2 separate regions of the Homo sapiens genome follow, and region 1 is linked to region 2. Evidence: chromatin loops called from intact Hi-C (ENCODE). Cell type or tissue: mucosa of descending colon. All regions are shown on one strand. Each heading gives the region's core, and the rest is flanking DNA. Links, peaks and the distances in the headings are about the cores only. Region 1 has its middle 120 kb from the start of ALDH1B1. Region 2 overlaps LOC107987064 (a long non-coding RNA gene).

Region 1 (12,567 bases), core at 2,121-10,120, 62 kb after region 2:
TCTCTATATATCTATATAGAGATTTTTTTTTAGGTGACACGGTCTCCCTCTATCCCCCAGGCTAGAGTGCAGTGGCGTGATCTCTCCTCACTGTAACCTCCGCCTCCCGGGTTCAAGTGATTCTCGTGCCTCAGCCTCCTGGGTAGCTAGGATTGCAGGCGTCCACCACCACACCCAGCTAATTTTTGTATCTTTAGTAGAGATGGGGTTTCACTATGTTAGCCAGGCTGGTGTTGAACTCCTGACATCAGGTGATCCGCCCACCTCAGCCTCCCAGAATGCTGGGATTACAGGCATGAGCCACCGAGCCCAGCCATCAGTAAGCTATTAATTTTAATGACGTTGCATGAAAGGTGGGACAAACCAATGGAGATATTGTGGTGGGCGTGTTGGTCCCTTTAAGAGAGCCTGTGACAGGGTGGAGTTGACTGACAGTTGAATCTATCATAGCATTCACCCCAAGGCCATGCTTCCCAGGACTGCTCCCAGCTAAAGACTCAGCACAGAGGGATACAGGTGCTGGCTCCTTCCTGCCTACTACACAATTCCTCTAACAGGCTACCTGTCTTTGGTAACTTTCCCTGGCCAAGACCTTTCTCGAGTTGCATGGTATCTGATACTCTTCCTTCCTGACAATCTTTCCTTCCCATTCTCCTTCCACAGGTGTCAGACCTGCATCATTGTCTGAAGGCTCTCCCCACCTACTCCTACTCCAGCACCCTTTCTCCTTCACAGGTGTTTCTCCTAATACATCTCTTGCACATTGGACCCTATCCTGGTGCCTGCATCTTGGAGGCCCCACCCTAGCAGAAGTAGAGTGTCAGAGAGCAGGCAGTAGAATGATGGGCTTTGGGGCCCCACTTCCTCACTGACTGGCTGTGTTAAGGAGGCTTCCATCCCAAGTGGGACACGTGGAATGTGGGACATTGATAGTCCTTGGCACAAGGTGGTGGCCCAACTGCTGAAAATTTCACAAGTGGTGACTTGGGAAAATGTCCCAGTGGAGAATAACACCCTGGATGGTACAATAGTACACATACTTGAAGGAATAGAGGGAACAAGGCCAACAAGAACTGTGGATTTGGCTGGGTTTGACAAAGGTGTGACACCCTGCAGAGGGATAGTGAGAAATTCAGGGCATTTAACAAACCGTTAAAGGCTGAATGTGAGAGCCTGAGCTGCCCCTTTGGTAGAGCACAAAGAAATCATTACCTTTGCCATAAAACCAGACTCGGGACTTGATAGAGTTGCTGAGGGCCATAGATGTTTAGATGTCCAGGGAAGACAGGTCTATTAAGCTAAGGTAGGTCCTGGTTAGGGAAACATAAAATCTTGAAACATGAGTGGGGACCTCTGGGAGATGTCTGCAAGAATCTGCAGGGTCTGTAGACCCCTCCTGAACTGCCAGCATTTCCAGAGGTGGCCCACCTTTCTGTAGTAGGAGCTTGCATTTCCTCCTTGTAGGAAGACACTGCAGAAACCTTGCACCCCCCACACCAACCCCTCTCTCCTCAAGGAAGCAGGAGCCCTGTCCTCAGGAGCTGCTCCCCCTTTGTCAGGCTGCTAACCAGGATTAAATCCTAGAACTTGGCTTGGGACGTGCTGAGTCTGATAAGGGAGGAAAGAGATTACACCTCAAAGGAGGTGTGAGAATTAGCTAGCATGTAGCATGAGAAGCCAGGAGAGTAGCCCTGGGATTGGATTTTGGGGGTGCTTGACCAGGAGGCTGGAACATGTGACTAAATAAGAGATAATTTGTTGACCTGGGGGCACTTTTTTGGGACACTGAGACTTAACACCCCAGCAAGGACTCCAGGGTTAGAGGCAAATTCATTGCTAGGGTGGCTCTTAGAAGAAGACTGGCAATGCTGATGGACAACCTGAGCAAGGTGAAGATGCTGGAGTTACCTTGGCAGGTGGTAGAAGGAGGGTTCAGAGGCTCAGGGAGGTGAGCATGCTGGAGTCGATATCTTATATGAGGCCGGAAGATCCACCCGAAGATTATGTTCCATGGGATGCCCCAAGGACTTGACATTCACCAAACCATCAGGTTTTTTCTGGTGACTGGAGCATCCACACCCCTAAGTGGTGGCTGTCCTCTGCCAACCAGGGTTGACAGGAGGACAGGCAGTCACAGAGCTGGGTTTGTAGACAGCCATGAACATCATAGGCCTTGAAGTAATAGAGAGGCCAGGTGGTAGCACTTGTGGGGTGGTGATGCAGGCAATATGGTAACAACCAGCCAGACTGGAGCTTCCCACCACAGGAAGTTGTAGCAGTGTAAATAGAACATAGGGTCTATTATGGACGGGATGTGTGTTCCCCCTACCATATTCTTTTGTTGAAACCCTAACCCTCAGTGTGATGGTGTTGAGAGCTGAGACCTTTGAGAGCTCATTAGGTTCAAAGTCATGAGGATGGAGCCCCCATAATGGGATTGGTGCCTTTATAAGAAGAGGAAGAGACCAGAGCTCACTGTCTTTCTGCCATGTAAGGATACATCAAGAATGCAGCCATCTGCAAGCCAGGAAGAGGGCCTTCTCCAGGAATAGAATCAGCCAGCACCTTGATCTTGGACTTCCCAGCATCCAGAACTGTGAGAAGTAAGTGTCTGTTGTTTAAGCCACCCAATCGATGGTATTTTGTCATTGCAACCTATGATTAATTTTAGGTGTCAACTTGACTGGATTGACGGATACCCAGATGGCTGGTGAAGCATTGTTTCTGGGTGTGTCTGTGAGGGTGCTTCCAGAGGAGACTGAAGTGTGAGGCAGTGGACTGACAGAGGAAGACCCACCCTTAATATGGGTGGACACTCTCTAGTCAGCTGGGGGCCTGACTTGGACATTCAGGCAGAAGAAGAGGGATTCTCTCTCTCTCCCTTCTGGAGAGACTCTTGGACTGGGAAGTCCAAGATCAAGGTGCTGGCTGATTCTATTCCTGGAGAAGGCCCTCTTCCTGGCTTGCAGATGGCTGCATTCTTGATGTATCCTTACATGGCAGAAAGACAGTGAGCTCTGGTCTCTTCCTCTTCTTATAAAGGCACCAATCCCATTATGGGGGCTCCATCCTCATGACTTTAAACCTAATGAGCTCTCTTTCCTCTTCCAGCCCCTGGACATCAGACTCCAGATTCTTTGGCTTTTAGACTCTGGGACTTGCACCAGCATCCTCCAGGGGACTGTCTGGCCTTTGGCCTCGAACTGGGGCTGCATCATGGGCTTCCCTGGTTCTGAGGCTTCTAGACTTGTCCTGAGCCATGCTACCAGCATTTCTGGTTCTCCAGCTTGCTGATGGCCCATCAAGGGACTTTCTCACCTCTGTAATCATGTGAGCCAATTCTCCCTAATAAATCCCTTTTCATATATCCTATAGGTTCTGTCTCTCTGAAGATGAATACACAGCCCAAGCTGACTAAGAGAGTGTACTTAGCAGTAAAATACACGGGCAGCCCACAAAGGTGCTGCTTAACATCTCCTGTAGGAAGAACACATGAATAAAGGAGCAGGAGGCTAAGGATGGCCCCCTAGTAAGAGGGCATGCTTACTCACTCGGTTCATAGGCATGAGCCAGTTTTCATATCCAGAGTCCATTGACCCAGGAGGAGGCTAGTCCCTAGGGAAAAGGATTCCAAAACACCACAGCAAGTATATACTGTGATGACTCCGCCATTTCTCCTCCAAGGGATCTATGCCCACTTACTCCAGTGATTGTACACTGTGGAGCCCCACACGCAGTCACACAGTCTCTATTGCAACTACTCAATTCTGTCACGGTATGAAAGCAGTTGCAGACAAAACATAAACAAATGAGTATGGCTGTGTTCCAATAAGACTCTATTTATGGACACTGACATTTGAATTTACATCATTTTCACATGTTACAAAATATTCTTCTTTTGAGTTTTTTAAATGCTTAAAAATATAAAAATCATTCTTAGCTTTCAGGCCATACAAAAATGGGCAGTGGGCTGAGTTCACAGGCCATAGTTTGTCAACTCCCATTCTAGTGTGTTGACATTTGTCAACATTTTTAGTTTAAAAAATGAGTATTACAGTCAAAGAAGCTGTACCCTGCTGGGGAGTCACCTTGATCCATGCTGCTCAAGTTCACTCCTGCTTGGGGACAAGATCCTTTGCCTGTGTCCTCTTTCCTGTGTCTCAAGTTCCCCCCCAATCTTGTTTTTGAGCTCTCAAGAAATCTGGAATCAGTTAACTTCATAAACTCTCTACCCAAGTAAGGCTGAATCTCACTATATTATTTGAAGCATTACTGTTCTTATCCGTCCATCACAACCTCCACCACTGCCTCTCACTCCTTAAAACCAAGTCCTGGGCCTTGCTTTTAGATAACAAAGGTCTAATAGTGTGTTTTCCCAAACAAAGCAATCGTCCACTAAGGTGAATTTAGCGTTCATCTCTAAAATGCAATGACTCTGGCAAGCAGCTTTTAGAATAATAAATTTAATCCCCACTGTATATGACCAACTTGAATCTTACCACAATCCTATGTGGATAGAAAATAAGGAAATTGAGATGTTGTGAAACTGTGTAGAGACCTAGCATTAAGCCAAACACTTCAGTGGATAGAAACTGGTTTGGTTAAACTGGAACCATAAAACAATGTGGGAATTGCTGTCTTCACTCTTACTATTCTGTATATAGAAAGTGATTCCACTGACCTGAGGGTTGCAAACTCAAATGTCATCAGATGCCCGATAGAGTAACGTGAGTGACCAAAAGGTGCCAGGTGTAGGAAAATAGGAGATGTTGGGGAATGGGCCAAACTGGGATGTGCATTTCCCATCAAACACTTTTTTTTTTTTTTTTTTTTTTTTTGAGACACAGTCTCACTCTGTCGCCCAGGCTGGAGCGAAGCAGTGCAATCTCGGCTCACTGCAACCTCCGCCTCCCGAGTTCAAGCGATTCTCCTGCCTCAGCCTCCCAAGCAGTTGGGATAACAAGTGCCCACCACCATGCCCAACTAATTTTTGTATTTTTAATAGAGACAGGGTTTCCCCATGTTGGCTAGCCTAGTCTCGATCTCCTGACCTCAAGTGATTCACCTTCCTTGGCTTTCCAAAGTGCTAGGATAACAGGCGTGAGCCACCACGCCCGGCCAACACTTTCAAAATAAAAATATACCCTTGCATAACAGTATGCTTCTTCAATAAAGCACATCCATGGGACAAATCCAAGCCGTGGGCCATCAGTTTGCAACCTCTTGTCTGTCCTTGCCGTTTAGCTAACTGGTTCATGAACAAGGCTGTGAAGAGTGGCATCCTGAAAAGTCCCCCTTTGAAATCTCCAGATGCAAATCCCTTCATGGTAAAGACCAGCAAAATGAAGCCCAGGACAGGGAAGGGACTTGCCCAAAGCAATACAACCAAACTGTTGTAGCAGAACTGGGATTTGAACCCAGTTCACCTTAAGTCCCAACCCAATGTTCCTCCTCTCCCTCACCGTGTCTATCTAAAGGAGCTTAAAACTGGAGATGTTAATGCTGGCAAAGTGAAGCCTGTAGCTGCTAATTCCGGCTGCATCACTTAATTCATCCACCAACTGGCCGAGTGAATGAAAAATGAATCAGCTGGCATTATGAGTAAGTGGCACTCAGCTGCTTTCTGCCGGCCAGAGCTGCCCTGCATCTGCAGGTCAGACCCCCATGTGGAATTTAACCATTAGGGCCCACATGACTGCAGGCAGCCAGGCTGAGGAGGGGGAACGGATACTCACAGACTCAGGGTTTCTTCCGGGGCTCAGAGCCGTGCAGCCACCTCCCCACCCTCCCATGTGAGACTGAGATGATTTAAATATCACAACCACAGGAGCCAAACACACGTTTCAATGTCACCCCAATTAGGGGGATTGCAAAGTTGGATGGGCCCTCGAGGGAAGCACCGGCGACACCTGCTAGATGAGAGAACAAGGGCCCCGTTGCCATGGGGGTGCAGCATCCAATGCCTCGACTCAGGAAAATGGGAACTTTGGGGTCCATCTGTGCTGAATCTTGACAAATCCCAGCCCTTCTGTTGGCCACTGCTGACAAATGGACAGATAGGATCCCTACTGTGCATATTGGACGGGGTTCTTGTGAGAAATGAGGCACAGTGAAGGTGAAAATACTATGTGAATAGCAAAGCAGTAAAACATCTTTGCTGTTACTATGAAGCGTCCCTAAGGTAGAAGTTGAATGGGAGGGCTAATAGAAATTCTTTTTAAGGAGTAGGGTACTATTACGGTTGTAGTTACTACTGTTTCTACCTAAAGGGCTCTATTCTATGAGAGAGAGACAGAGTCTCTCCACATAGCCCCAGAGGCACAGTGAGAAAGTTGAGCCATGGGCAGTTCAGGCAGCAATGGAGGAAGACTTTTATACAGAGCTATACAAAGACAGAAGGGAGGGACACAGGAAGCAGTGAGCATGCAATCGCTGGGCGTGTCCAAGCTAAGGCTGGATTTGTCACTGATGCTGTGAGAGCACCCAGGCATCTGATGGAAGGAGGAAATTTCCACGGAATCACCTCTCGGGTCCCTTTCAGGCCTCATGCACTGAATTTCAGATTCTGTTGGAGGTAGGGATAAGCGGATGGGAATAAACCAAGAACCTGGAGCTGTGGGTCCAGGCCGGGCTCCATCTCAACTTGCTGGAGCTCTCCCCTCCCTCCTCCCCAAGCCCCCTCCCAGGCTTCGCAGCCTTAAGAGGAGTGGCTTCACCAGATCAGTGCACCTGGGGTTCTTCCAGTTGCAAATGCCTTTTCCAGTGGCCTCTCATGGAATGCCATGTGTTGAAGTACGGGGACAGAGTTTCTTGTTCCTTCCCTCCTGGTGACCTTGATGGTCCCTTCTTGCAATGGAGGGCTTGGAGGAACAGAGTTTGGGAACCATGGCTTGGAAACAACCCCCTTTTGTTGGCTCTGGCAGTGCCTGAACTTCCCACAAGTATTTGGCTTGCATTCCAACATCACCTGGTAAAACAGGGCCCCCTCTTCACAGAGTCTCAGTTTTGTCACCCAGAGACAGCCCTCTCAGGGCCTGAGCCCCTGTTCCTCCCCCATCCTCACCTCCTGGGCCCTGAGAACTGAAGATGGGAGTGTGGATTTGCACAGGAAATGACTTGATTAATGTCTCTGTCGATGTCAGAGATGGAGGATGAAAGGAGGTTGTCAGAATTATGAAAACATGCCCGCATCCCTGGGAAGATCAGTCCCTTTTGATATCCTGGCCTTGCAATTAGTCTGTGGGGAGCCAGGGCCCTGTGATTCCTGAGGTGTCCTAACCATCTCGGCTGTCTTTGCCACGGCAGCCTGCACTTGGGGCAGGGAGTGGGAGGGAGATGCAAATCAGGTTTGATAATGCCAGTTCAGCCCCTCCCTCTTTCCCTCCCAGTGCAATACACACTTCAATCTCCTGTTTATAACTTCCTGTTTTGCAAGTGATCTTGCAAAGGTGATCTTCAGAAAGGTGAGGACAAGTAATACCCAAGATCGCAGGTGAAACTGAATTAGCCTGTTTGCATACCCATTTCTCCTCTGTGAGCTCCTTGAACACAGGGATGGTGCTTGTCTCAAAGATGGGCACTGTAGGGGCTCCACCCACACCCCTCACATGTCTTTTGCTGGCTCTGTGGACTCCCCTGCCTGCTGTGTGGTTTTGCTCTCAATGGGCTACACACCTGTGACTCCTTCAGCCACCTGCCCAGGCTACTGGAAACTTTTCCAGTAAACGCAGACAGACTGAAGTACCTGGGAATTAAACTTTCCCTCAGCTAATGGCTGGCAGGTGTGGGACTGTGATGCCTCACTCCCTGATCCTGGCACAGGACATCCTGAGGCTTAACTTACACTGCAGAGTGCTGTGTGTGTCGGCCCGAAGCTACCCTCTGTGGGACTCCCTTGCTTGGCTTCTTCCCTCCCTCTCCTGCTTCCACTCCCTTACTGGTTTCCCTGGGAGGCACCTTCTTGATAAATCACTTGCACATGAATCTTGTTACAGGGACTCCTTCTGTGTCCCTAGCACCTGGGACTGGCCTGATTAGGGCTCAGTGATTGTGGTGAAGCTATGGAGAGGACTCTGGAGATGAAGCCGAACTCCTCATCCCGAAGATGAAGAAAGTGAGGCCTGATCTAGAACCTTGGTTCACGACCCTGGCCTCCAGACACTGTCAAGAGAAGGAATTCAAGGCTCAGTCAGAATATAGTGAAAGTACAGAGATTTATTGCAAAGCAAAAGCATACACTCAAGAAAGGGGAGTGAGGGTGTGTTCAGAGAGAGTCACTTAAGGGGGGTTGTGGTTTCTAACTTTATGGGTTTCTTTAACCAACGGGTGGAGTATCCATGAAGATTTCTGGGAAAAGGTGAGGACTTTTTGGAAATGTGGTGCCACCCATTTTTACGCTAAATATGGGTGTTCCAGAACTGTTATGGCACTGGTGGGTGTGTGATTATGTTAATGAGCATATAACGAGGTCATTGGTGAAACTGAGGTCAAATCCAGCACCATGTTGGGTTGAGTCGTTCTTAACCAGCTTGGCCACATCCTGGTTTTCAGGGTCTTATTGGCCCAAGCTTCTGCAGCTATTTCAACAGTTTCCTTTTTGTTATACAGCTATTTCAACAGGGGTGTGTGTGTGTGTGTGTGTGTGTGTGTGTGTGTGTGTGTGTGTGTGTGAAACTGCTGCCTGGAATTTTCTCCTATGACCACCTTGTATTATTTCTGTCTCATTATATTAGTAACTGAGGCAGAAAGTGTTGAGAGCCTCAGGAAGTGAAGGCAGAGGTCCATGAGGGCTTCCAGAAGGGAGAGGTCTCAGCCAAGGTGGGGAGGTAGAGAAGCTGGAGAGTCTAGATTATATTAGGGAAGCAGGGAAGAGTGAATTGATCAGAGTCTTCACAACTCAGGTCTGATGGGACATCCCAATTTAGAGGACTTCTTTATCACAATGGCTAATCAATGGGCTGGGTACCAGAGTCTGGGAAGGTGGCCTCTGTAGGTGCGGGCTCCCTCCTACCTTCCCAGTGTCACCACAGGCAGGTACTGGATCGTATAAGGTTAAGAGGAAGCCCAACCCCCTGAGACTCCCTTCTTCCCAGGTTTCTTCCTGGGTCTGTCTGTCACTCCTGCCTGAACTCCTGCAGCTCCCTCTGCATCTGGATGACCACCTGCACGAGTGTGGGTACATCTCTTCCCATCTACCTGTGGGATGAGGAGTTGCGCTTCATCTCCAGGGTCCTTTCCATAGCTTCACCACAATCACCCACATCCCCATCAGGCCCTGTCCTAGGTACTGGGGACACATTTTGGGCAAAAGCCTGACAGTGCCCAGAAAAGGAGGAACTGCTTCTGCATCAGATAGTCTAGGGGTAGCAGGAAGACGACATTCGATCTGGGCTTTAAGGTGGAAGAAACTGCCTGGTCAAGAATGGTTGAGCTCAACCTGGGAGGAAAAATGAGCAGGTACAAAGCCTGGGGAGTGGGAAAGTCTGGCTGTGCTCCCTAAGGCGAGGGTGGGTAGAAGAGGGGCTGGGAGGGGGTTGGGTGCCTACTTTGACCATTCTAGCTGAGAAAAGTGAAAAGCAAAAGACGTGGATAGGAAGCTGCATGGCTAGGAAACCTCTTCTCAGAGTGCGTGAAAAGGAAGAAATAACCAAAGAACAAGCCACACCTGGGGGCACCTGGTGATTGGGCTCAGAGGAGGGGACAAGTTCTGGCCCAGCTCCATCACTAACCGCCGGCATGAGTGTGGGGACATCCCTTCCCCTCTGCCAGCCTCAATGACCGCAAATCTCAAGGAATGTCCAATGAGACCTCAGTCTCAGGCCCTATTCCAGGCTGTGGGAATCCTGAGATGAATGAGGCAGTCCCCACCTGAAAGGAACTCCTAGGCCAGGGGAGAAACTAGGGGGAGAAAGATGCTAAATGGTCCATTTCAATATCATGCAGTAAGGGCCAGGATCTGGAGTGAAAGGAAGGCTGGCTCGACCTGTTTTAAGTGGGGACCATCGGCACTGGGGATGTGAGGCTGGGGGGAGATCATTACACTTCTGGTTTACAGGTGAAATCCCAAGTCCCACTGTAGCAGCCACCTGGGCCACCCAGTAGTCTTCGGGGTTGGAGAAGATAAAACATTGGATCAGTGGTTCTCAGAGTCTGTTCCCTGGGGCCAGCAGTATCACGAGCACCTGGGAACTTGTTAGAAATGCAAATTCTTGAGCCCCTCTCCAGATGTGCTGATCAGAAACTCTGGTGGTGGAGCCCAGCACTCTGGGTATTCTGTAGCCCCCAGGTGCCGGATACATGGTAGAGTTTGAAAGCCACTGCATACAATGATAATTGTCTAGTGGCTTGAGGGTTTGGTAATCAGTGGCTGGTATTTTCAGCTTGTAGCAGGCAATCAGGTGTTATTGATTAGTTCAATAGGTTCTGGACTTTGTTTTATTTCACTATCTACTGCTTGATTTATTAATCCAACTGTTATTGACTTCTGATCCCATGGCACATCCCTTCTCCTGGCTCCAAACATAAGGTGTTTGCAAGCACCTATTTTGTAGCTGAAGCACGGGCCTTAATGTTAGTTGGTCTCAGTTTTCCCTCCTGTGAAATGAGCTGGGGAGTTGGCGGCATGAGTTCAGAGGATCTGGGTGCTGGTGACTGTTCTGAGGGGGCTTATGAACTAGTCTTGCCTTGTGGCTGGTGGGGGCAGAGGCTGAGCAGAGGGCAGAGGGCAGGCAAGGAAGCACTAGGGACCAAACACCAGCTCTGCCACAAGAACAGCGCAAGCCACGCGCCGAGTGCATACAGAAGGAGCAGAGCTTCATTCTAACGCGGCGGCGAGGTGCCTGAGTTCCCTGTGATCTCCATCAGCCCCACGAAGCCACCCCAAATAAACGCACAATCTAAGCAAACCCAGTGAGTGAGTTGTGCAAACACAGCTTCCAGACAAGTCTCCCAGGACCAAGCTTCCTGCTCTTTTCAATATGGCACTGACCTTAAGCCCTCCTGTGGAAATTCTGGAGTTGCCGCTACTGAGGGATCCTGCCACGGCTTCTGGGAAGAGGGGGCGTAACACAGAGGCCTCAGGAGGAGAGCAGAGGTCTTCCAGGCAGAAGGAGCAGCTTGAGCAAAGGCATGGGGGCCTGAGAAAGTGGTACACACTCTGAGGGGCAGTGAGAAGACCACTGCACTGGCACATGAGGCATAGGAAGGAGGGTGGATAAGGCTGAAGGCAGAGCAGAGAAAGAACTGTAAGTGCCCTACATTTATCTTCTAAGCCATTTTTTTGCTCTACTTCCTTAGCAGCCAAATGCTTTTAAAAAATGATGGCTTACATCAATCCTTTATTATAAAACAGATCATAATGGCTAACAGCCATTGACGACTTTCTCTATGCCTTACATGGATGGATTCCCTAAATTCTCACAATCTCCCTAGTCCACAGTCAGTATAGCCAGGCACGTGGTGTGGTGTCACACCACTGTGTGCTCAAGCACTTACCACACAGAGCAGAAGTGGGGCTGGGGGCTGGCACCTCTGGCTCAGACATCCCTTCCCCCAACAGGGGGGCATCAGGCTCTTCCTTGTGACTTGGTGGCTCCAGGGAGAAGGGGTTCAGACTGGCGTTCTGATCTGCCCGGGGATTTTGAAGGAAAGAACTTGGTCACTGTGTGGAGAGAGAGGGATGGGAGAGGGAGGGAGAGCACAAGGGTCCCACTGAAACAGAAGAGGGCTGCGCAAGGCAGAGGCAGGTGCCAGTGTTGGGGCAGAGTCCCAAAGGCCTTTTTACAGCCCATTTTGTTCCAAGCCCTGGCCTGGAGGTCAGGGATCCAGCCTCTAAGTCCAATCCTGCCGCTGACTCTCTCTGTGGCCTTGAAAAAGACCCCATCCCTCTCTGGGGTCTGTTTCCCGATTGTACCATGACTGGGTTGGACTAGGTCAGCAGTTTCCAATCATTTCATAAGTAATATTCAAACACATTTATAGGTAGAAATCCATTACATAAAACTGACAAGAGTGACATTATTATAAATTTATGTTTCAGTTCAAATTTATAAGCACTACTGATTATAAAGTCAACCAATGAGAATAATGAGACTATTTCAATAACCCAAATAATTTGAAGTTGGACATTATAAATAATAGTTGCAATTCAGTGTCAGCATCAATATCCAATTTATTTCAGTATTTTGATTTGGTTTTTCTACATTATTAAAATCCTGATCCACCCTGAAAAGTAGTGGCAAATGGTAACATATTTTCAAAGCACTTTACCTTACTATCTCAGAATATTCACCAATTAAATGGATCCAGAAACTTCAAGAGGAACAATAGGCAATTATTTTGTTTCAAGGTTGAATTATTAACAATACCTAAGTCTTGCTCTTATTTTTTAAATGGTGAGTATTACATTGGGAGGGAGATGATGAGTAGGTTTCTTACTTTAAATGTTCATTGTTTGGCAGAAAAAATACTTTTCAAATGTAGCTGGAAGGATGTTTAGGGTTGTCATTTGAGGAAATCTCATGCCTCAGTGCCTGTGTCTGACAGCTCTTCACTGAAACTTTCTGAACA
Region 2 (12,567 bases), core at 1,463-9,462:
GAAGCATGATGCTGGCATCTGCTTGGCTCCTGGAAAGGCCTCAGGAAACTTACAAACATGTCAGAAGGCAAAGGGGGAGCAGGCACTTCACATGATGAAAGCAGAAGCAGCAGAGTTGAGGGGGTGCCACACACTTTTAAGCAACCAGATCTCACAAGAACTCACTCACTGCAAGGAGAGCACATAGGAGTTGTTGCTAAACAATTCATAAGAAATCCATTTCCGTGATCCAGTCGCCTCCCACCAGGCCCCATCTCCAACACAGGGACTGTAAGTTAACATGACATTTGGGTAAGGAGACACAACCAGACTATATCACCCATATTTCCCACCTATAGACTGATTTACTTTAGGACAAGGGCAGCTTTAATGTAAATGTACTCTTAGTGCCTAACCCAGTGCCTGACACCAATAATGCTTGATGATTAAATGAAGGAGGACCTGAAAAGAGGGAGCATCTGAATTGGGCCTTGACCAAGTGGTAGGATTTGGACACAAAGAGATGGGCAAAGGAACTCCAGAGAGAAGGTACAGTGTGAGTAAATTTCCAGTACAGGGGCTGGAAAACAGGAATGACATGATTTCATTTTGGCCCAAGCTTTTGATAGAGAGTAGCAAGAGCTATAGTGATATGTGATTAAAAAAAAAAAAAAAAAAAGAACTCCAAAAACATATGTAAAATGAATATTATCTTTCCAGAAGACTCATCCACTAGGAAGAGATGCAAGGCAATGTCTTACCCCAAAGCAAGATAATCTATGAATGGGTAGCTGATGAGATGATGGGGCAGAGCGAATACCTCCAGGACCCTCAGGGCCCTGCTGCTGTGTGCATCTGCCTCCTGTGAGGAACTTCTTCACTTGTAAACTCTTTCCAGAGTGTTACAGGCATTGAGAAGTCCAGCATCTCAGGGGTTAACTAGAGGCCTGTCTCTGTACCCTTGGGTGGTAGAAAATGACCCTGGATACTGTCAGGTGTAGCTTGGCCCCTGCTAGGAGGCAAATCCCACTGCTTTCTGGCTGGATGAATCTTGTCCCTTGAGGAATACTTGCAAAAATGGTGTTGCAATATAAAGCAGGGATGCTTAGTCCTCCATCCTTGGTCCCCACCACACAGAGAAAGGAAGGGGCTGGCCAGGGGTTTCTCCCCGCACAGGCCTTTCCCCTACCAGCTGCCTCTGCTGTTGCAGAGCTCTTTAAAATATTTAAACATCTTCATTATGGCGGGTTAGCCTTTTAAAGATTAACACTCCTCAATTATAAAAGCAGAGATATGTATCTTTGCTATGTCACCCCATGCCACCTTGTACTGGCCACTTCATGGCTTTTATCCCTTGGATCTATGATTGCCTAGTTACTTTCTGTCACCCCTACTGGGCCACAGGCTCCAGATGGCAGATAATTGGCCTCCACAGTTCACCATAAGATCCCCAAGGCCAGGCACTGGGCCTGGCCTTGGAAAATGCTTAATAGACATAATAGACAGTTGTTGAATAAATAAACTTGTAAAGAGTTCAGAAAAGAGAAGCTATGCTTGCCTACTACCCCAACAACCAGAGGGACCACTGCTAACATTGTCATAATTTTCCTTCCATGTCTTCTTTTATGCATGCATATATTCTATACTTTTGAATGAAGCTGTACTTTTTTTTTTTTTTTTTTTTTAGACGGATTCTCACTCTGTCGCCCAGGCTGGAGCGCAGTGGCGCAATCTTGGCTCACTGCAAGCTCCACCTCCCAGGTTCACACTGTTCTCCGTCCTCAGCCTCCCGAGTAGCTGGGACTACAGGTGCCCATCACCACACCCAGCTAATTTTGTTTTTGTATTTTTAGTAGAGATGGGGTTTCACTGTGTTAGCCAGGATGGCCTCCATCTCCTGACCTCGTGATCCGCCTGCCTCGGCCTCCCAAAGTGCTGGGATTACAGGCATGAGCCACACGCCCGGCCTGAAGCTATACTTCTTAATGGCATTTCTGCCATGTCATGAAAATTATTCACAAATACCATTTTTAATGGCTGCTCGATTTCCCATCATATGGAGACACCCTATTGTTGACTATTTATGTTGCATCCAATTTTTCACAGTTCTCCCAGAATAAGTATCTGGGTTGGGAAGGCATCCTTTTGCATTGGTTTTTGCTTATTTTCAAATGATTTTATTAAGCTAGACTTCCAGGAGAGGATTAAAATATATGAGCACTGTAAAAACTCCTGGAACATCTTGTTAGCACTGCTGCCCAGAAAGACTGGACCCGTGTCCCTGCTAGGTTTTATGTCAGAGTGAGCTGAGAAACTCAATGAGGCAGTCTGGGATAATGGCAAGTCACCGTCCTGGGCATATGAAAACCTGGGATGAGGGAGGACTTTGAACAGCCCCTCCCTTCTCTATGCTTCAGTTTCCTTTTCGTGCACTGGAAGGACAAGTATTGTGCTGCCTCATTCTCAGTGCTACTGTGTGAGTCCAATGAGGGGATACTTGGGACAAGGCTTTGACAGCTGAGAAACTTGGTTCTTGTTCTTTTTATTTTATGTTAAAAGGGACTAGCGTAACCAAGGGACTAACATTATTGAGGCAAACAGCATCTTCCCGAGAAATGGTGACTGCTTTTCTGTCTGCAGAACTGTGACCTTTTGGGAGACAAAAGATTTCAGTATTCATTGTCTTCTCACCCTTGATTGTCCTGCTGGGGTAGGTGGGGAGAAGAAGGAGGAGTAGGGGAAGACGACATTGACATCGGATCTGCAATTCCTGAGTCACTGGAGAAAAATGAACTAGGAGAAAAAGAGAAAGTTGCTACCAGAACTTTGGAAGAATTATTCCATGTGCTGCTCCCTCATGCATCCACTGACCCTAGGTGGGTCCCTTCTCATTCCCAAGCCTCAGTCTTCCCTCTGCATATTAAGGGCTCAGACCAGGATCCCTAACCAGCTTCCTCTGAGAGCCTGAGTGCGTGAGGCTGGGACAAGAGAGAGGGCTGTGAATTGATCTCCTCTGCACCATCTGCTGGCCTAGTCAACCTCTCAAGCCATCCCTGGTCTCTGGGCCTTCCTGGACACTAGAATCTCCCATGAGGATGTCAGTTTAGACTGACTTGAGGGTGAATTCACCTGGTGCAGAAGGTTGGGCTTTTAGATCCCTTTGTTGCAGCCTAAATCTAAGAACCAAATCTGAAACACTTCCTGTTCCTCCCCGACCCCATCAGTACACTCGAGTCTCTCTGACATGATGCCGCAGGCCCTCCATAATGTGGCTACAATCAACTTCTTGATAATAAGAGTATTTCTACTCCAGGTAGTTGTGAGGACCACACAGTACATGTGCATAAAGCATTTAGCATGATACTCAGCCAGCACATAGTAACCACTCAATAAATGGCAGCTGCTATTAGTTATCACTACCACTGTGACTTACTCTCTTCTCCCTTTCCTTTTCTCCAATGCCTATCCTGGCATGTGGCCTCATGCCCTTGTGTCTGCACAGCCTTTCCCCTCTGTATGGAGAGACCTCAATTCATGTCTCCCACTTTGTGCCCATTTTGGGGTGTAATTGCTGAGTGGAATTGCCCACCTTGGGAAGATGGTCATTTCTTGCTGCTTTTCTTTCCCCCAAACTCATATGGTGGAATTTGCTTATGTCTTGAACTTATGGTGTGACTCCACTGTAGGGGGGACACAAGTGCTCAGTCAACAAAGGAGTCATTGGCTCTAGGGGGTCTCCCCACTAGGTTATGAGCTATTGACGGCTGAATCTGGGTTTGTCCTCCTCTGCACCCATAGTGCTGACACCATGCTTATACATAGGCAGTTTCAGAAAAATCCATGTATTTAAAACAGATTTCTAGAACATCCATCAAGTGTCAGGCACTGCTCTGGGCATTGTGGATAGGATGGTAACCAAGATAGACACACGTCCCTGCCTTCCTGAAGCATGTATTCCAACTGGGGAGACAGGAAAAAGAACAATAAATGACTTAGTTAAACACTATTTCTCTTTGTCTGTTTCTATGTCTGGAGGAATTTCCTTTGCATTGGGAGGGTGTGTTTGTGAGAATATGTTTGGCTAGTTTTTAGTAGCCATATAGGAAGAGTACTCAGGAAGCTGAGGTGGATCTCAAAGAGATGAGCAGTTATCCTCCAGAAAAGGGAACCCAGGATAGAACTAGAGGTCAGTGACAGCTAGTGCCACAGGGCAGAGAAGGGAAAGACGGTGTTGAGGTGGTTTTGAATACAAGTCCTCCTCTGAATGGCTCTAGGGCACATTCCAAATTGCAAGTGCTGATTTGCAATGGAGCTGTTTTTCACTTGGACAACTTTATATATTGTGCTCCAGGGTGAACAACAACAGGGATGTATTTACTTAATGATGTGGGGAAGGGCAGCCAGTAAATAAAATAATCACAAAGTGTGACAAGCACTTAATAAAGGGGCCTGAGATGAGGCTGGAGGAAAGGCAGGGGCCGATTAGGCTGGGTCTCAAGACTGTGGTGAGGGGCTTGGACTTTATTTAGAGTGAATCAAAGACCAGGGGAGAGTTGGGATCTGATTTTGCTTTAAAGATCACTCTCACTGCCATGTGGAGTCAGTTTGATTTAATTGAATCAAATATTTCTGGAGAGCATCCAAATAAATTGGCTTCTTGAAGCCATCACCTCCCCCTGCTGAGTTTGACTAGCTCCTGGTAGAACTGGGGACCCTAATTTCCCAAGGAGACAAACATCCAATTTCTGGTTTAGATTTGCATTAGAAAGAGACCTTAATTACTCTGATCTCTAACACCTCTGAGGAGCCGATTTGAGCTTTTCAGATGCAAAGAGTGTTAATTGGCTAAGGGGCCCAGCTGAGCTGAACCCTCACCAAGTGGGAAGGGGTAGAGGAAGGAGAAGGGGAAAGGGGTTGGAGAGAGGAGGGGACACCTCGCATTTGTCAGGTTTCCTGGAGATCTGAAGGGGAGTGTGAGGGGAATTGATACCAACAGTTTGCCCACTTTCGATCCTTCAAGTCTCCTCCCACTCTTCCTTCAAGATCCAACTCACTCCCACTGTCCCAGGAAGCACCCCCGCCCCCCGTCCCCACTCCCACCCCCGGATTTCCTTTACCGCTTCCTAGGCGGACAGTGCCTCCAGGGACTCCTGGTTTCTAATCATGGCCCTTGGATGGCCCTTCCACTTGGAGGGCAAGGCTTCTATCCCTTGCAGCTTCATCTCCTTGCACAGCCCAAGGTGAGTGCTCGGAAAATGTGAAATGAATGAATAATAAAACAAATGATAATGTTAATGATAATATAATAATAAAAGCCACCACTTATGTAGTGCTTCCCGTGATTCTACACTGCTGAGTCTCAGAGTCAGAAAGCATTTACTCCTGCTCTCCAATTCCTGCCATAGCCAATCTCCAGCATAAATCACCATTGATGGTTATGTATTTATCTGTGGGATTGTTTAATACTAACCTCCTCCATGAAGACAAAGAACCCCTGCCTGTTTTGTTCACCACTCTATCTGCAGTGCCTAGCCCAATGTCTGAACCTAAAAGGCTCAATAAACATCTGTTGAATGAGAGAATGCTTGCATACATCCAGTGATGGGAAGTTTACTCTCTCCTAAGGAAGTCTTGCTCATGTATGGTTCCTTTTCCTGTTAGTTCTTCCTTTTACTGAAGAACTAACATTCGTTTCCCTGGAGCATCCATTTAACACTGATGCCTGGATTCTCTCACAAACAGCTTGCCACCTGCCCCTACCCCACCACCACGGGGCTGCAAGGCTATGATTTATAAATGTTTCTTTCTGTATGTCCTGTTCGCTTGCTATATGTGCCTGGTCACTCCCTCTGGACACAGTCCAGATGGTCCTGTTTCCTCTCACAGTAAGGCCTGATAAATATGTAAAGATGAGACTCTCACTTCCCATGTTCTAGGAATTACATTTCTATAATGCAACTCTTCAAATGTAGTTGCCTCTACTCTGTTTAAATAAAGATATAAGGCACCAATAAGGAAGATGAGTTGACCAATTGAGGTCTTTTCTACAGGTGTAGAAAATGTTAATGGTGGGTATATGGGGAATACAACTTTTTTTTTTTAAGTGAAAGCAGGTTTACAAAGAAAGTACGGGGTATACAAATTTTAAAAGTTGTAAAACTTTTCAACTTTTTAGTACGTTTGAAATTTTTCAAAATAAAATGTTGGAAATAGGAAAAATCCAATAAAGTAATTAAAATGGAATACTAAAAAAAATTAACCACAAAAAAGACAAGAAAAACAGAAAAAAAGAACAGGACAAATAGACAGCACATAGCAAAATGGCCATTAAAGTCATGTTAAATGTATTAAAGTAATGTTAAATGTAAATGAACTAACCATTTCAATTAAATGGCAGGAATTATCAGACTGGTTAAAGGAATAAGAGCTAATTTTCTGCTGTCTACAAGCAATACTTAAAAACACAAAGACATAGGTTAAAAGTAAAAGGATAGAGATTAGGCAAAAGCACTAATTATGAGAAAGCTGGAATGGCCATATTATCTGATGATAACATAGACTTTGAGACAAGAAGTATTATCAGAGATAAACACACTTCATTACAAAAAGTGGGTCCAGTTCATGAGGACAATAAAAGAATGATAAAATTTTTAACACATATAATAATAAATGTGAATGTGGGTAATAACAGAGCTTCAAAATACATGAAGCAAAAACTGACAGAAATAAATGGAGGAATAGATAAATCCACAACCATAGTTTCTATTTTTGTTTTTGTTTTTTGAGACGGGGTCTTAATCTGTTGCCCAGGCTGGAGTGCAGAGGCACAATCACAATTCACTGTAGCCTGGTAACTCCTGGGCTCAAGCAATCCTCTTGCATCAGCTTTCTGAGTAGCTGGGACTACAGGCACATGCCACCATGCCCAGCTAATTTTGCCATTTTTTGTAGAGATGGGGTCTCACTATATTGCCCAGGCTGGTCTCAAACTCCTGGGCTCAAGTGATCCTCCTACCTTGGCCTCTCAAGTGCTGGGATTACAGGTGTGAGCTACCACCTAGCCCTACAACTATGGTTTTTATGCTCTCAGTAATTGATAAAACTGTTAGAACAAAAGTAGTAAGGATAAAGATCTGAACAACATTATAAGGCACTTTGACACCAAGAACTGTATGTAGAATACTGATTTTTTTTTTTCAAGAACCCATGGAACGTTCATTAGGATAGACCATATGCTGGTTTTCAAGTGTAATACATTTTAAAAGATTGAACATTTATACAATGTGTTTTACAAATAATGATGAATATGAAGCTACAGATTGAAGAAGCCCAATGGGCCCCAAATACAAGAAACATGAAGAAAATGATATCAAGGCATGTTATAATCTAAGAGCTCAAACCTTTTGATAAAGAAAAACTTAAGCCAGGTGCGGTGGCTCACACCTGTAATCCCAGCACTTTGGGAGGCCAAGGCAGGTGGATCACCTGACGTCAGGAGTTTCAGACCAGCCTGGCCAACATGGTGAAACCCCGTCTTTACTAAACACAAAAATTAGCTGGGCATGGTGGCAGGCACCTGTAATCTCAGCTACTTGGGAGGCTGAGGCAGGAGCATCACTTGAACCTGGGAGATAGAGGTTGCAGTGAGCCAAGATGGAGCCACTGCACTTGAGTATGGGCAACAGAGTGAGACTCAGTCTCAAAAAAAAAAAAAAAAAAAAAAAAAAGATAAACGAAAACTTTAAAAAGCAGCAGGAGCTGGAGCCACAAGAAGAAACAAAAAGGAAAAAGAAAAGAAACAAGAATGACACCTCTGAAGGACTGAAAGAGAGAAAAGTCTGTCAACCTAGAGTTTATATCTCAGCAAAAAGATCATTCAAAAGCAAGAGCAAAATAAGAACTTTAAAAAATACATAAAAACTGAGGGAATTCTTAGTTGGCACACCACACTATAAGAAACACTAAAGGAACTTGGTCAGACAGAAGGAAAATGACACCAGATGGAATCATGAATTAATGGAAAGTAATTAAAAACATTAGAAATGGTAACTGCATGGTAAACAAGATTTTTAAATATTATTTGAAATTCTGTTAAAGATAATTTACCGTTAACATGAAAATAATTGCAATGCAACATGGCATTTATAACATGTAAAAGTAAATGCATAACGAGACAAATGTTGAGAGTGGGGAAATGGAAATATTTACTATTGTAAGGTTCTTTTTAAAATGTTTTCGTTTTTAATTTTTGTGAGTACATAATAGGTCTATATATTTATGGGTTACATGAAATATTTTGCTATAGGCCTGCAATGCGTAACAATTACATCAGGGAAAGTGGGGTATCCGTCTCCTCAAGCATTTATCCTTTGTGTTACAAAACAATAGTTTTTTAGTTATTTTAAAATGTACAAGTAAGTTATTTTTGACTATAGTCACCCTGTTGTGCTAGCAACTACAAGGTTTTATTCATTCTTTCCATCTTTTTGTACACATTATCTATCCCCACTACCTCCCTGCCTCTGCTACCCTTTCTAACCTCCAATAATCATTCTTCTACTCTCTCTCTCCATGAGTTCAGTTATTTTAGTTTTTAGCTCCCAAAAATAAGTGAGAACATGAGAAGTTTGTCTTTCTGTGTCTGACTTATTTCACTGAACATAATGACTTCCAGTTCCATTCATGCCATTGCAAACGAGAGGATCTCTTTCTTACGGCTGAATAGTACTTCATTGTGTATATGTATCACATTTTCTTTATCCAATCATCTGTTGACGGACAGTTAGGTTGCTTCCAAATCTTGGCTATTGTGAATAGTGCTGTAACAAATATGGGAGTGCAGCTATCTCGGATATACTGATTTCCTTTCTTTTGGGTATATACCCAGCAGTGGAATTGCGAGATCATACGGTAGCTCTACTTTTGTTTTTTTTGAGAAACTGCCAAACTGTTCTCTATGGTGGTTGTACTAATTTGCATTCCCACCAGCAGTGTATGAGGGTCCTTTTTTCTCCACATCCTCACCAGCATTTGTTACTGCCTAACTTTTGAATAAAAACTATTTTAACTTCTCATTGTAGTTTTGATTTGCATTTCTCTGATGATCAATGATGCTGAGCACCTTTGCATATGCCTGTTTGCCATTTGTATATTTTCTTTTGAGAAATGTCTATTCAGGTTTTTTGCCCATTTTTAATCAGATTAGTAGATTTTTTTCCTATAGAGTTGTTTGAGCTCCTTATATATATTCTGGTTTTGTTTTGTTTTGTGTTTTGTTTTATTTTGTTTTGTTTTGAGATGGAGTTTCACTTTTGTCGCCCAGGCTGGAGTGCAATGGCATGATCTCAGCTCACTGCAACCTCTGCCTCCCAGGTTCAAGCGATTCTCCTGCCTCAGCCTCCCAAGTAGCTGGAATTACAGGTACCCGCCACCATGCCCAGCTAATTGTTTGTATTTTTAGTAGAGATGAGTTTTCACTATGTTGGCCAGGCTGGTCTCAAACCCCGGACCTCAGGTGATCTACCCACCTCAGCCTCCCAAAGTGCTGGGATTATAGGCGTGAGGCACCGCGCCTGGCCTATATTCTGGTTATTAATCATTTGTCAGATGGGTAGCTTGCAAATATTTTCTCCAATTCTATGGGTTGTCTATTTACTTTGTTGATTGTTTCTTTTGCTGTGTAGAAGATATTTAACTTAATGTGATCCCATTTGTCCATTTTGCATTGGTTGCCTGTGCTTATGGGTTCTTACTCAAGAAATGTTTGCCCAGCCCAATGTCCTGGAGAGTTTCCCCAATGTTTTCTTGTAGTAATTTCATAGTTTGAGGTCTTAGATTTAAGTCTTTAATCCACTTTGACTTGATTTTTGTATATGGTGTGTGACAGGGGTCTAGTTTTATTCTTTTGCATATGGATATCCAATTTTCCCAGCACCATTTACTGAAGAGACTATCCTTTTTCCAAGGTATGCTCTTAGCACCTTGTCAAAAATGAGTTCACTGTAGATGTATGGATTTATCTCTGGGTTTTCTATTCTGTCGCACTGATCTATGTGTCTGTTTTATGCCAGTACCATGACATTTTGGTTACTATAGCTCTATAGTATAATTTAAAATCAGATAACGTGATTCCTCCAGTTTTGTTCTTTTCGATTAGGATAGCTTTGGCTATTCTGGGTCTTTTGTGGTTCTATATAAATTTTCAGAGTGTTTTTTCTATTTCTGTGAAGAATGTCATTGGTATTTTGATAGGGATTGCATTAAATCTATAGATTGCTTTGAGTATTATGAACATTTTAGCAATATTCTTCCAATCCATGAACACGGAATATCTTTACCTTTTTTTTTTGTCTTCTTCAATTTCTTGCATCAATGTTTTATAATTTTCATTGTAGAGTTCTTTCACTTCTTTGGTTAAGTTAATTCCTAGGTATTTAATTTTATTTGTAGCTGTTGTAAATAAAATTACTTTCTTGATTTCTTTTTCTGATTTTTTGCCATTGGTATATAGAAACACTACTGATTTTTTGTATGTTGATTTTGTATCCTGCAACTTTACTTCCAAGAGTTTGTTTATCAGTTCTAATAGTTTTTGGTAGAATCTTTAGGTTTTTCCAAATATAAGATTATAACATCTGCAAATAAGAATAATTTGACTTCTTCCTTTCCAATTTGTATGTCCTCTATTTCTTTCTCTTGACTGCTCTAGCTAGGACTTCTAGTACTATGTTGAATGAAAGTGGTGAAAGTGGTCATCCTTGTGTTCCTGATCTTAGAGGAAAGACTTTCAGTTTTCCCCATTCAGTATGATACTAGCTGTGGGTCTGTCATATAGGTTTTTGTTTTTTGAGATGCAGTCTCGCTCTTTCACCCAGGCTGGAGTACAGTGGCACAATCTTAGCTTACTGCAACCTCCGCCTCCCAGGTTCAAGCAATTCTCCTGCCTCAGCCTCCTGAGTAGCTGGGATTACAGGTATGTGCCACCATGCACAGCTAATTTTTGTACTTTTAGTAGAGATAGGGTTTCATCATATTGGCCAGGCTGGTCTCAAACTCCTAACCTCAGGTGTTCCACCCACCTCAGCCTCCCAAAGTGCTGGGATTACAGGCGTGAGCCACCATGCCAGGCCCATATACGGTTTTTATTATGTTGAGGTATGTTCCTTCTATCCTCAGTTTTGTTTTAGGGTTTTTATCATGAAGGGATGCTGAATTTTATCACATGCTTTTCCAGCATCAATTGAAATGACTATATGTTTTTGTCCTTCATTCTTTTGATATGATGTATCACATTAATTGATTTGTGTATGTTGAGCCATTCTTGCATCCCTGGGACAAATCACACTTGGTCTTGATGAAAAATCTTTTTTTTTTTTTTTTGAGACAGAGTCTTGCTCTGATGCCCAGGCTGGAGTGCAGTGGCACTATCTTGGCTCACTGCAACCTCTGCCTCCTGAGTTTAAGCGATTCTCCTGCCTCAGCCTCCCGAGTAGCTGGGACTACAGGCGCATGCCACCACGCCTGACTAATTTTTGTATTTTTAGTAGAGATGGGGTTTCACCATGTTGGCAGGCTGGTCTCAAACTCCTGACCTCAGGTGATCCACCCGCCTTGGCCTCCCAAAGTGCTAGATTACAGATGTGAGCCACCGTGCCTGGCCGATGAGCAATCTTTTTAAGTGTTGTTGAATTTGGTTTGCTGGTATTTTGGTGAGGGTTTTTGAGGCAATATTCACCAGTGATACTGGCCTATCATTTTCTTATTTTGATGTATCTTTTTCTGGTTTTGGTATCAGGGTAATACTGGCCTCATAGAATGAGTTTGGAAGTATTCCCTCCTCTATTTTTAGGAATAGTTTTAGTGGGATTGGGATTAGTTCTTTTTTTTTTTTTTTTTTTTTTTTTGAGACGGAGTCTCGCTCTGTCACCCAGGCTGGAGTGCAGTGGTACAATCTCGGCTCACTGCAAACTCTGCCTCCTGGGTTCATGCCATTCTCCTGCCTCAGCCTCCCGAGTAACTGGGACTACAGGCGCCCGCCACCGCACCCAGCTAATTTTTTGTATTTTTAGTAGAGACGAGGTTTCACCGTGTTAGCCAGGGTGGTCTTGATCTCCTGACCTCATGATCCGCCCACCTCGGTCTCCCAAAGTGCTGGGATTACAGGTGTGAGCCACCGCGCCTGGCTGGGATTAGTTCTTCTTTGAATGTTTGGTAGAATTCAGTAGTGAAGCCATTGGGTACTGGGCTTTTCTTTGCTGGGACTTTTTATTACAGCTTCAATCTCATTACTTGTTGTTGGGCTGTTCAGGCTTTGGGTTTCTTCATGTTTCAATCTTGATAGATTTCACGTGTCTAGGAATTTATCTGTTTCTTCTAGATCTTCTGATTTATTGGTGCATAGTTGTTCATAGTAGCCACTAATGATCCTTTGAATTTCTGTGGTATCAGTTGTAATGTCTCCTTTTTAATCTCTGATCTTATTTATTTAGGTCTTCTCTCCCTTTTTCTTTGGCTAAAGGTTTGTTCATTTATTTTTTCAAAAAAACAGCTTTTTGTTAAATTGATCTTTTGTATTGTTTTCTTCATTTC

Evidence for each region. Hi-C counts contacts between places; a loop is a spot of excess contacts. Peaks named below come from ENCODE experiments on the same cell type or tissue, not always from the same donor. Only the 100,000 strongest peaks of a DNase experiment are listed, where the experiment ranks them.
Region 1: it touches region 2 in a loop (3-fold over the local background); 8 of 110 quality-filtered maps call a loop at or near these places.

The regions. Positions count from the first base shown.
Region 1 is chr9:38,271,320-38,283,886 of GRCh38, forward strand. No RefSeq gene overlaps it. Among named protein-coding and RNA genes, the nearest start is that of ALDH1B1, 120 kb to the right of the region's middle. In mucosa of descending colon, for the core only: no CTCF peak of the experiment used is centred there; DNase peaks (open chromatin) are centred at 6,446 and 7,302.
Region 2 is chr9:38,209,845-38,222,411 of GRCh38, forward strand. All of the region lies in intron 1 of LOC107987064 (a long non-coding RNA gene), which reads right to left. Among named protein-coding and RNA genes, the nearest start is that of SHB, 150 kb to the left of the region's middle. RefSeq lists a silencer at 2,054-2,254 and an enhancer at 4,043-4,923. In mucosa of descending colon, for the core only: no CTCF peak of the experiment used is centred there; no DNase peak of the experiment used is centred there.